Regions from separate parts of the Homo sapiens genome. Here all the other regions are linked to region 2. The links are chromatin contacts, found by Hi-C in ENCODE. All regions are on one chromosome and are shown on one strand. Each heading gives the region's core, a stretch centred on a gene start or an enhancer-like site at or near the end of the contact. The rest is flanking DNA. Distances are from core to core; before and after follow the strand shown.

The links. A loop is a pair of places that touch in the nucleus more often than their neighbours do. Pooled maps may share reads with other maps.
Region 1: a map of IMR-90 shows a loop between it and region 2 (2.5-fold over the local background). The contact joins the enhancer-like site here to the promoter of SHC3 in region 2. A Hi-C loop is called at or near these places in 1 of 168 maps with a recorded cell type or tissue (IMR-90).
Region 3: a pooled map shows a loop between it and region 2 (3-fold over the local background). The contact joins the enhancer-like site here to the promoter of SHC3 in region 2. A Hi-C loop is called at or near these places in 1 of 168 maps with a recorded cell type or tissue (psoas muscle) and 17 of 50 pooled maps.

Annotation. Positions count from the first base shown.
Region 1 is chr9:88,747,554-88,750,852 of GRCh38, forward strand. No RefSeq gene overlaps it. Among named protein-coding and RNA genes, the nearest start is that of MIR4289, 3.3 kb to the left of the region's middle. RefSeq lists an enhancer at 1-264 and a silencer at 161-455. Within about 2 kb of position 2,003, at least 3 of the 41 ENCODE cell types and tissues checked have a DNase peak (open chromatin) inside an H3K27ac peak, as active enhancers do; they include IMR-90, where a contact is called at or near this core.
Region 2 is chr9:89,177,054-89,180,240 of GRCh38, forward strand. SHC3 (SHC adaptor protein 3) reads right to left here and starts at 1,765. Exons shown (of 12, transcript NM_016848.6): 1 at 934-1,765. The coding sequence starts at 1,407.
Region 3 is chr9:89,554,732-89,557,868 of GRCh38, forward strand. It overlaps LOC124902207 (a long non-coding RNA gene), which reads left to right. Exons shown (of 2, transcript XR_007061655.1): 1 at 1-138; 2 at 773-2,412. Among named protein-coding and RNA genes, the nearest start is that of GADD45G, 49 kb to the right of the region's middle. Within about 2 kb of position 1,768, at least 14 of the 41 ENCODE cell types and tissues checked have a DNase peak (open chromatin) inside an H3K27ac peak, as active enhancers do.

The sequences.
Region 1 (3,299 bases), core at 753-3,252, 430 kb before region 2:
TGTATTTTGTGAAACAGAAGAGAGGTCCTCTGTTTCTGAAAGCAACTCTTAAAATAAATACACCAGGCTCCTCCAAGGAATATCTGCATGAGAAGAAGTAAGCTACTATGTCTAGTGGCTCTCAAAGTGTTTTGGCGGGTTGGTCAGTCGGTCCACACAGGGAGAGAGGGGCAGGACAAAGGCCTCACCTCCCACTCAACACTTAATCCTGGTCTTGGGAAAGTTAGCGTTTGCCCACAGGTGACATGTTCTCAGGGCCTGACTACCTGCGGGTGGACACCAAGGATAAGCTGTGTCTTGAATTTTTTTAAAGCTTAAAAAGAAATTACTTCCAGCTGTGCATCATGAGAAGACACTGGTTGGTGTGTGTGAACCGATTTGCAGCACAAAGGGCCCCAGAGTACTTGGCTGGGCCAGATAGTGATGATGACTCATGCTGTCTTTACAAGATACTGCATAAACCTAGAGCAAGACAGAAGTTCCTCCCTCCCGACTCCACCCCCTGGCTTTATTGAGATGTAATTGACAAATAAAGCTTGTATACAGTTAATTGTACAATGTGATGATTTGATGCATGTGCATATCATGAAGTGACGGCCAAGATGAAGCTAATCAGCACTTCCACTGCCTCACATGGTTACCATTATTTTTGTGTGTGTGAGGACACTTCAGTTCTACTCTCTTAGCACATTTTCAACATACAGTACAGTATTATTAACTATAGTTACCATGCAGTTCATGGATCCTCAGAACTTAAGTATCTTATCACTGGAAATTTGTACCCTTTGACCAAAATCCACACAGTTTTTTCCTACTCCCCAGCCCCTGGTAACTGCCCTTCTACTTTCTGCTTCTAAGAGGTCAACTTCATTAGAGTCTGGTGCATATGTCTGTACTATGGAGTAGTATTCAGCCTTAAAAAAGAAGGACATCCTGCCGTTTGTGACAACAGGGGTGAATTCAGAGGACAGTGTGCTAAGTGAAAGACGCCAGACAAGAAGGACAAATACCAGATGGCTGTTCCTGAGAATCGAAGCAGGAAGAAGTTGCCCTTGACACTGAGCCCTTCCTGTGGCCAGAGGAAGCTGAAGGCAAAGAGGGAGGCTGGACCGTCCAGGTGAGAGGCACCTGACTGACCAGTGTCCAGCATGCTTGGCCTGGGGCAGCAGGGCTGATTGTGCAACCCAGCCTTTGGCTTCTCAGAGGCCCTGGAACAGCACACATTCCCTGGTGGTTTGAAATCTGAGAGCCGGAAAGAGCTTTCTGCCTTTCCTTTTGTGTCAGCTCACTTACTTGAAGAAAGCCCATCATCACAATGTTTTCTTTGGGTCCTGCTTACAGGATCTGGGCTTGTTTTGTTTTTCTTCTTGTTGTGTAGGGAGGGACCAGGATGGGAAAGCAATGTCCCTTGTAATTGTTGGGGTTTGTGCTTCTCTTGTAAAGCCTTGGGCTCAAGACCAGTGATCTGCAGTATAATGAGACTCGGCCAGGCCCTGCTCCCTGGAGGAGACAGAGGGACCATGCTGGTAACTTCCTTAACATCATTCAAAGGAAAGCCCAGTTTTTGTTTTCTCCTAAAGTGAAACTGCAGCCCTAGGTAAAAGGTACCTTGTAACCCCACGGATGTCTGTCTTCTACCTTCTCATTTCCCTTCTTCCTCTTCCTTTCTTTTGCCTTTTTCCCTTTTCCTATTTCTATGTTCCATAATCTGGAAGACCCATATATTTTCCAACTTTACTAATGTTTCCAAGAATTTGCATTAAAAGTAGCTGCTACAGTTCCTCATTAACTTGGACCCCATCTCTGGGAGTAAAGTGGGCAATTATTTCTCTGATTAACAAGGGAGGAGACAATGGGCACAGGGGCTCCTTCAAACCCAGACAGTGTTGTTTGTATCTAGATACTGCTAGACCACTTATGTCATTTTGGTTTGGTTCCCACATTTAATATCTTCCCCAAGTCATGTTGACCAACTCTGACTCAAAGGCCAGGATTCTTGGTTGTCCCGAGGCCCTGTTTCCCCACTGTTGAGTTGACAAGCCCATGGGAATTTCCCAGGGGTATGTGTAGCTCTGAGTTCTGGATAGTGTTTGCCACAGGACTGGGCTTCTGATGACACCAGGAGCACACACACATTGCTTAGCAAGAGTGTGCAGCTTACAGAATGGCCAGGCAGAAAGTAGAAAAGAGAGAGAGAAAAAAAGCAAAACTCGAGCTCAATCCAGAGACTCAAGCAGGGAAAAGATGCAGTGATTCTAGAGTGGCATGTGGGCCTTCAGAGGTGAACTCATGGAGGAGATGTGCAAAGTTTTGTGTCTGCACCATGTGGCACTCCACTGCTTATGACAGTGAAGTTTCAACCACCAACAAATGGCCCAGGGCAGGGGATTGTGACTTTTGGATTGCATGGATCACCAATATTTTAAAAGGAGATTCAAACAACACAACTGCTCCTTATCATCTCCTCAATTCATAAGAGAAACGGCAGCTGAACACTCCAAAAGTGTAAGAAGTACATAATCTCAGAACAATGGACAATCTTTAAATAGGATAAAGTTGTCTTTATGAAAAATTTATTACACTGTTTATATTTATCTGGTTTTATTATGGACTTGTAGGAACTTGGTTTCTGAGAGCACTGGTCCTGTGCTGTCTTGGGCCATTAGCCTAGAACAAGGGTGTTAGATGGGCGTTAACTTCAGGGCCAGCTCCAGCAATGGCCAGTGGATGACTGGGAACACTGTTGGGAAGGATTCTGAAGTGGAGTCCAGGCTCAATCATTAATTAGCAATATCTGACATGGGCATCATGGTCATTTTGAAGCACGTTCACAAATCCTTTTGCACTACTTTCATTGAAAGGGGGAAATCTAACTTTTAGATATGGTTTGGCTTGCTTCTGACAGACAGAATGTGACTTTTGAGCACTCACACTTGGAACCCAGCCACCACTGTGTGAAGAAGCGCACAGCATACGAGGTAGTCGGCAACACATGGGTGCCCAGAACAAGAGCCCAGCTGAGGTCCCAGCAGACAGTCAGCGTCCCCCACCAGGCACCTGAGCTAGCCTACTGGTGATCCCATCAGCAGTCATCAAGCTTCCCCAGACAGAAGTGTGTGAAGCAGTGGGAAATTGCTCCTGCCAAGTCCCGGTCAATGTTACAAATTTGTGGTGAAAAAAATATTGCCATTATCATAAACTATGAGTTTTTGGGGTGGCTTGTTATGCAGCAGAAGATAACCAGAGCAATCCCAGGATGGAAATGTGGCAGCAAACATTCACTATCCCTATCCAGAGCA
Region 2 (3,187 bases), core at 515-3,014:
AGGATTGAAATACTGCAACTTCCATCCTTAACCCCTGTCTGCTCGGCTGTGGAGGCTGTTAAAGCTCTGAGCTGCCCAACCGGCAGAAGGAAATAACCGCGTGGCAGATTACTTGAACTGTGCTGAGCATTTTTCCTTAAATATCATAACATGCTTGCATAAGGGTGGAATTTTATTGACTACATCGTGATTTTATCATCTTTGTGTTGGAGGAAAAAACTCCTTTCCAGCCTGTGGCTCCAAGCGCAGCGCCCTAGTTCCCTTTTAGCACATTTAAATGGAAGACTACAGTCACCAGAAAAATAGTCCCAGAATTCTCATTCCGCTGCTGTAAACCAGAACCTTTCCTTAGGGAATGAAAGACAAACCCCAAGAAAACCTGGACTGGGTGAGAAAGTAAAGCCCGTCGAAGAGAAAGCAGCACAGCATTTGGCCTGCTCTGCAAGGAGCTGGGAATTCTTGCTGCGGGGGGCAACAAGATACCCACCCTCCCGCCGGGGAAGACACAGCAGGAGTAGGGCCGCCACTCCGTGCATCTCTCCTCCCGGGGGCTGCCCAGCTCTCCCCAGCGCGTTTCCTAGATACTAGGCAGGCCGGACCCCCGCTGCCCAGGGTTGGGCGCCCATGACACTGGTCAGACATCTGGTAAGCCAGGTGGCAAAGGCGTGCCAAAAAAGTGGAGCCTAGGGAAAACCGGGACGGAGCGGGCCACCCGAGTGGTAAACCTTTTCCCAATGGATGCGGGAAAAGCGCATTTGTAGTTCCCTCCTCACCGCTGTCAAGCGAGCTGATTGCTAAGGAGTGCGCATTTGCTTGCCTCTAACGTGACAGTCGCGGGAGCGCCCCGCACCCCGGGCTTCAGGGAATGAAGGAGTCTGCCCCGAACTGGCCCCAGAACCCCCAGCCCCCAGGGCGGCCCGCGCCCGCACCCACCTTGACCACGTAGGTGACTCCGGGCCCCAGCACCTGGTCGCTGGCGTGCGGCGCCCCCCGAGGGGGCCTGGGCAGCGGCTCGTCGCCGGGCCGGCCCTTCCTGGCGGCGCTCATGGCCGGGGCGCGGGGCGCCGAGGGCGCACTGCCGTCCGGGGCGGCCAGGCTGGGCGCGCTGCAGCTGCCCGAGAGCCGCGCGCCCGCCCGCTCCCGGGCGGCCGACGACAGGCCGCGGAGGCCCGAGCTGGAGAGTTTCAGGTGGGACACCTTGTGGAGCAGGTGGCCCAGGCTGCCGGGCCCATCGTCGGGCGCCTTGCGCAGCGCCTCGCCGGACACCAAGTAGGGAGCCGCCGCCGGGGTCGCGCGCGCCGCCGAAACCTTGCCTCCGCCGCCGCTCACCGACAGGCTGTGGAGAAGGTCATCGACCGATGTCACCGAGTCATTCCTGAAGCGGTTATACTTGGTGCGTGGAAGCATGCCCCTCCGTGGGCTCGCTGCATCCGCCCGGGCGCTGCTGGTGCCGGCCCCGGCGCGGGCTGCCGCGCATAGCAGGCGAGCCACTGTCCCCGGAGCGGGACGGAGAGTGGGGGCCCCGGGACAGCCTTCTGGAGAACGAGAGCAGAGCAAGAGGATGGTGCCCTCCCACCGTTAAAAGCCAGCACAGCGGCGGCCGCGCAGCCCCGGCCCGGGAGACCGCTGCTTGGGGTTGCACGTTTGCTTTGCAAAAGTCATAGTTGCCTCTGATGGAGCGCCCAGCTGCTTGGGGCTGCTCACAGCAAAAGCATGACTCACTCTGAGAGGAGACCCTTCTCAACAAAGGCTCGGTGAGCACTGCAAATCACTTCCTGTAGCAGAAGAAAAAAAAGGAAAAAAAGAAGAAAAAAACGACATCCACCCGCTGACAGCACACTATAGCCAATCAATTCTCAAATTTCCTTTTTCTACCTTCCCAGATATTTCCTTCCAACCTTTGATTTTTCACCTTCCCATCCCCCGCAATCTGCATTTGTGCCAAAGGTAAATCCAATCCAGTTCCTTCAAATCGTCAAATGAACTTTCTGAAACCCATTATTCTGTTAGGTTTTGCTCGTCCCTGCTCAGCCCATCTGTGTGAGCCTGTAAAAGTGTCTAACAGCGATGCGTTAAAATGTGACGAAGGCTTTTTAAGAATCAGATCTTCAGCGAATCCTGATGAATCTTGACTTGGAAGGCAGCAGGAATTTTTAAATAGAAAAAAACAAAAAGGATATTCACCCCCAGGTGACTGTAAAATACCAATTTCCTGGGTTTTGCTTTTTCTTTTCAAATTAACAGAGCAGCGATGACAAGTGTCTTTGTGGCAATGCAGTTCCTCAAAAAAAAAAAAAAAAAAAAATCTGCATATGAACTTCTGCACAGTGCCAATCAAGGGGTCTTCCCTGCTCATTTACAGCAGTCTTTCTCAGCCAGGGTTAAGTTGAATATCCACTTCCAAAAAAGAAGAGTGCTTCTTTCACGAGTGGCAACAGGCTCCAGAAATCCATTCCAAAAAAGGGGCTGCATTTGAAGCTTTAATCCTACTGAATGTGTTTAAGCTCTGGAAAAACGCCTAAGAAATGCTACAAATACATTTCAATGTTCCTTCAGTTGCTGCTTGCAACCCTGCAGTCAGGAAGGAAAAAATGCAGCTGTTCTTATTGCACATCAAATCCACAAGGAGGAAAATATGCCTTCTTTTCAGGAGTCAGGCTCGGGCTTGCAAGTAAAATGCACAGGCCTTCTTCCTCTCAGTTAGGAGAGCAAGGCTTTCGCTGTCCCCAGAGGTCTGCCCGAGACTGAAGCCCTCTGACTCTTGACCTCAGTGGGCTCTGCCAGGCTTCCTCATGCATTAGGATCACCTGCTCCACAGTGAAACACTCACTATCAAAGTTTTCCCGCAACTTCTGAGCAAGCGAATAAATTCAGCTCTAGCACACTCTCAGGTCACCCTGAGTCCTCTCACTCCCATGACCGAACATGTGGGGCACGTGAGGTCCTGAGTCTTGAACCCTGCTCTATGGAGCAGAGTTTAATGAGCGCCACTCATGGCGGGCGAGCGGGTGAGGCCAACCCCTAGGACGCAAGAGCGCAGAGGAGCCGCGGCGTCCCCGGTACAGGAAACGCGTCCCCACGGCTCGCCTCCTGTGCCGCAGCCCTAGCAGAACAGCTACACGGCACTCATTTGTTCCCTTTCCCTAGCTTGCATAGCAACAGCAATTGCACACCCCATAGATGATTT
Region 3 (3,137 bases), core at 518-3,017, 380 kb after region 2:
TGTTGCATGCAACCAGATGCAAGCTGAGCTGTGTCTTCAGAAGAGTGGAAAGAAGGGGAGAGCAGGGAGAAAGAGCCTCTCCACCCAGAAGCTGCAGGGAGGCGAGGAGGGCAGAGCCCCGCTCAGCCTGAGTCGCTGGTGAGTGGGCGTCCACTCCGCCTCTGCCCAGGAGTCATCCTTGATTCCTCTCTCCAATCCCTCAGTATATCTTGTTCCCTAACTCTGAAATGTGTCCGGACCCCATCTGTCCCCACATTTCCCTGGGCCACCACCCTCTGTCTCCCCGGACACTGTAGGAGGCCCCACCTGGCCCTTGAGTCCACTCGTGCTCCCCACTCCCAAATCCAGTCTCTAAAACAGCTCAGGCATTCTTGAAAATGCTCAGGGATTTTTGAAAAACCCAAGTCAAGTCTTACCATTCTCCTGCTGAAACCCTCTGATAGCCTGCCAAGGTGCTGGAAATGGACTCCAAGGCCATCCGCATCTGCCGGTCTCTCCTTTGGCCTCCTCCCCAGTTCCCTGCCCTCCTACTTCCCGGGACAGGCCCTGCTAGCCTGAGGGACCTCACCGAGCACTTCCCTGCTCCTTCACGTGGAAACCCCAAGACACCCTGGGTACTGTTCCACCCATAGGAGCTGGTGTGTCCCGAGGATACTCACTCCCTAACTTTCTGCATTTCAGTGGCTACTCCCTGATATTTCTCTTGTTTGTGTTTATTGTGTGTCAGTTGCACAAGTGGGCACCTTATGTCTTTTTCACCTCTGTTCCCCAGACACTAAAGATGTTCCTGACATACCAAGGCCCTCCGTCAAGTCTCAGTGAAGAAACGAAATGAACCGTGCATGCCTGAAAAGTAAAGATACTCACACAGCTATGACAGGTGTTTGTGGTGTGCTCCACAACCTTTCAGGGCTGGAAATTACACATTTCTTCTCTTTTTGAGATCAAATAAGTTTGGCCCAGCAGCTCTTGGCTTTCCAGGACTACCACAGGCCCCTCTGGGGTTTTCGAAGAACACTGAGGCCTGGCAATTTGAAGAAGGGTCACTGGTCCCCACTCCTCCAGGCTGCTGTTGCTGGCGTGTCCTGCCCATGCAGGAGTAGCCCTGGGAAGTGGGTGCCCTTGGGCACGCTACTGATGTTCCCGCCAAGCCCTCCGGGTGTGCCTCTGTCCCCCTGGGGAGCTGAGTTTGGCTGAGAGCCCCTGATGCCACCTGCCTCTGCCCCTACCCCAGTTCTGGCAGCAGCTTCCCCCTTCCCTTGGGGCACCTGCTCCTCCTCCCTCCCTGACTTGGGTTTGAATCTTGATGAAACAGCTGGCTGACTAGGGACACGTGTGCCTTACCTCCCTTCACCTCAGCTTCCTCCTCTGTAAGATAAGGACCCTAATGCCATGTGGCAGGTTGTGAGAGGATTAAATAAGGAAATGCACTTCAAGTGTTTAGCTTAGAGTCTGGGGCCTAAGATGTGGTCAGTTAATGTTAGTTAAAATGAAACCAAGGAAACCCCAGCTGTGCAGGACAGACATGATTAGGAGGGAGCAGGCATGCCTGCTACGGGCAGGTCAGAGGTGGCTTGGGGTCAGCGAGTCGACTTCCTGGAGGAGGTGGTCCTGGAAGGACAGATGGGATTTGAATGAGGCACAAGGGTGGACAGCTCCAGGACCAGGGGTCAGCCTGGCATCCCTCACCTGGAAGGTCAGCTGGGAGGTAGTGGAGGTGGAGTGCTTTCCGGCGTGGAAGGTACTGGCTGGCCCGGTGGGGGTGTTCTGACTCTGCAGAGGGGGAGTGTCATCCCCAGCTCAGACGCTGTTGTGATGTCACCGGCAGCACCCAGCACTTCCCCACCTTTGCCCTCTAGGGTGGGTGAGCTGCAACACAGGTTGCAGTGGCCCAGGGGGAGGGGATCATAGACCATAGACTGCCCTGGACTTGGGCTGTTTCCAGTGTGGGGCTACCGGGAACAAAGCTGCTATGAAACTTTGTGTGCAAGTCTGTGTGTGTGTGTGTGTGTGTGTGTGTGAGAGAGAGAGAGAGAGAGGACTTCCATTTCTCTTGGGTAAGCACTAGGAGTGGACTTGCTCAATCAGACGTGACTAATGTTTACTTGTACCTTGTACAGGAAATTGCTGGGAAGTCTCTTGAGAGCAGTGACCATTTCCCATTCCCGATAACCGCATGTGGGGGTCCTACACCAACCCACCACAACCTCACCGATGCCGAGCGCTGTTGCGCATTCACACTCCGGTCACTCTCGTGGGTGTGCCGTGGCACCTTCATGTGGTTTGAATCTGCACGTTCCTGTAGGTGAACCGTGCTGAGCCTTTCTTCATGTGCTTATTGGCCAAGGGTGTTCATTCCTTTGTGAAGAATGTGTTCAAATCTTTTGCTCATTAAAAAAAATTCGTTGTTGGTCTTTTTGTTATTGAGTTGTATAACTTCTATATATATATATATATATATATATATACACACACACACATACATACATACACACATATATACATACATATATATATATATATATAAATTTGTTGTTGCTTTTTGAGATGGAGTCTCACTCTGTCACCCAGGCTGGAGAGCAATGGCATGATCTTGGCTCACTGCAACCTCCGCCTCCTGGGTTCAAGGTATTCTTCTGCCTCAGCCTCCCGAGTAGCTGGGATTACAGGCACCCACCACCACGCCTGGCTAATTTTTGTATTTTTTAGTAGAGACAGGGTTTCACCATGTTGGTCAGCCTGGTCACAAACTCCTGACCTCGTGATCCACCTGCCTCGTCCTCTCAAAGTGCTGGGATTACAGGAGTGAGCCACCACACCCAGCCTTTATATATTTTTGATGCCAATTCTTTGTCATAGTTGATCCTTATTCTTCGTGGATTCCATATTTCTGAATTCATTTACTTGATAAAATGTACTTATAACCCCTAAGTCAATACTGTGGACGATTTTGTGGCCATTTGTGGGCACACACAGAGCCCTGAGACATTGGAGTTGTCTGATGTGTGTGGCCCCAGCTGGGATGGACAGGGCAACTCCCCACCTTCTTGCTGCAGCTCCCACAGGGACGGTGAGTGTCCTTTTTACGGTCCATTTAGTGCCCCATTTTTTCACGTTTCTGTGCATTTTGTTGGGGA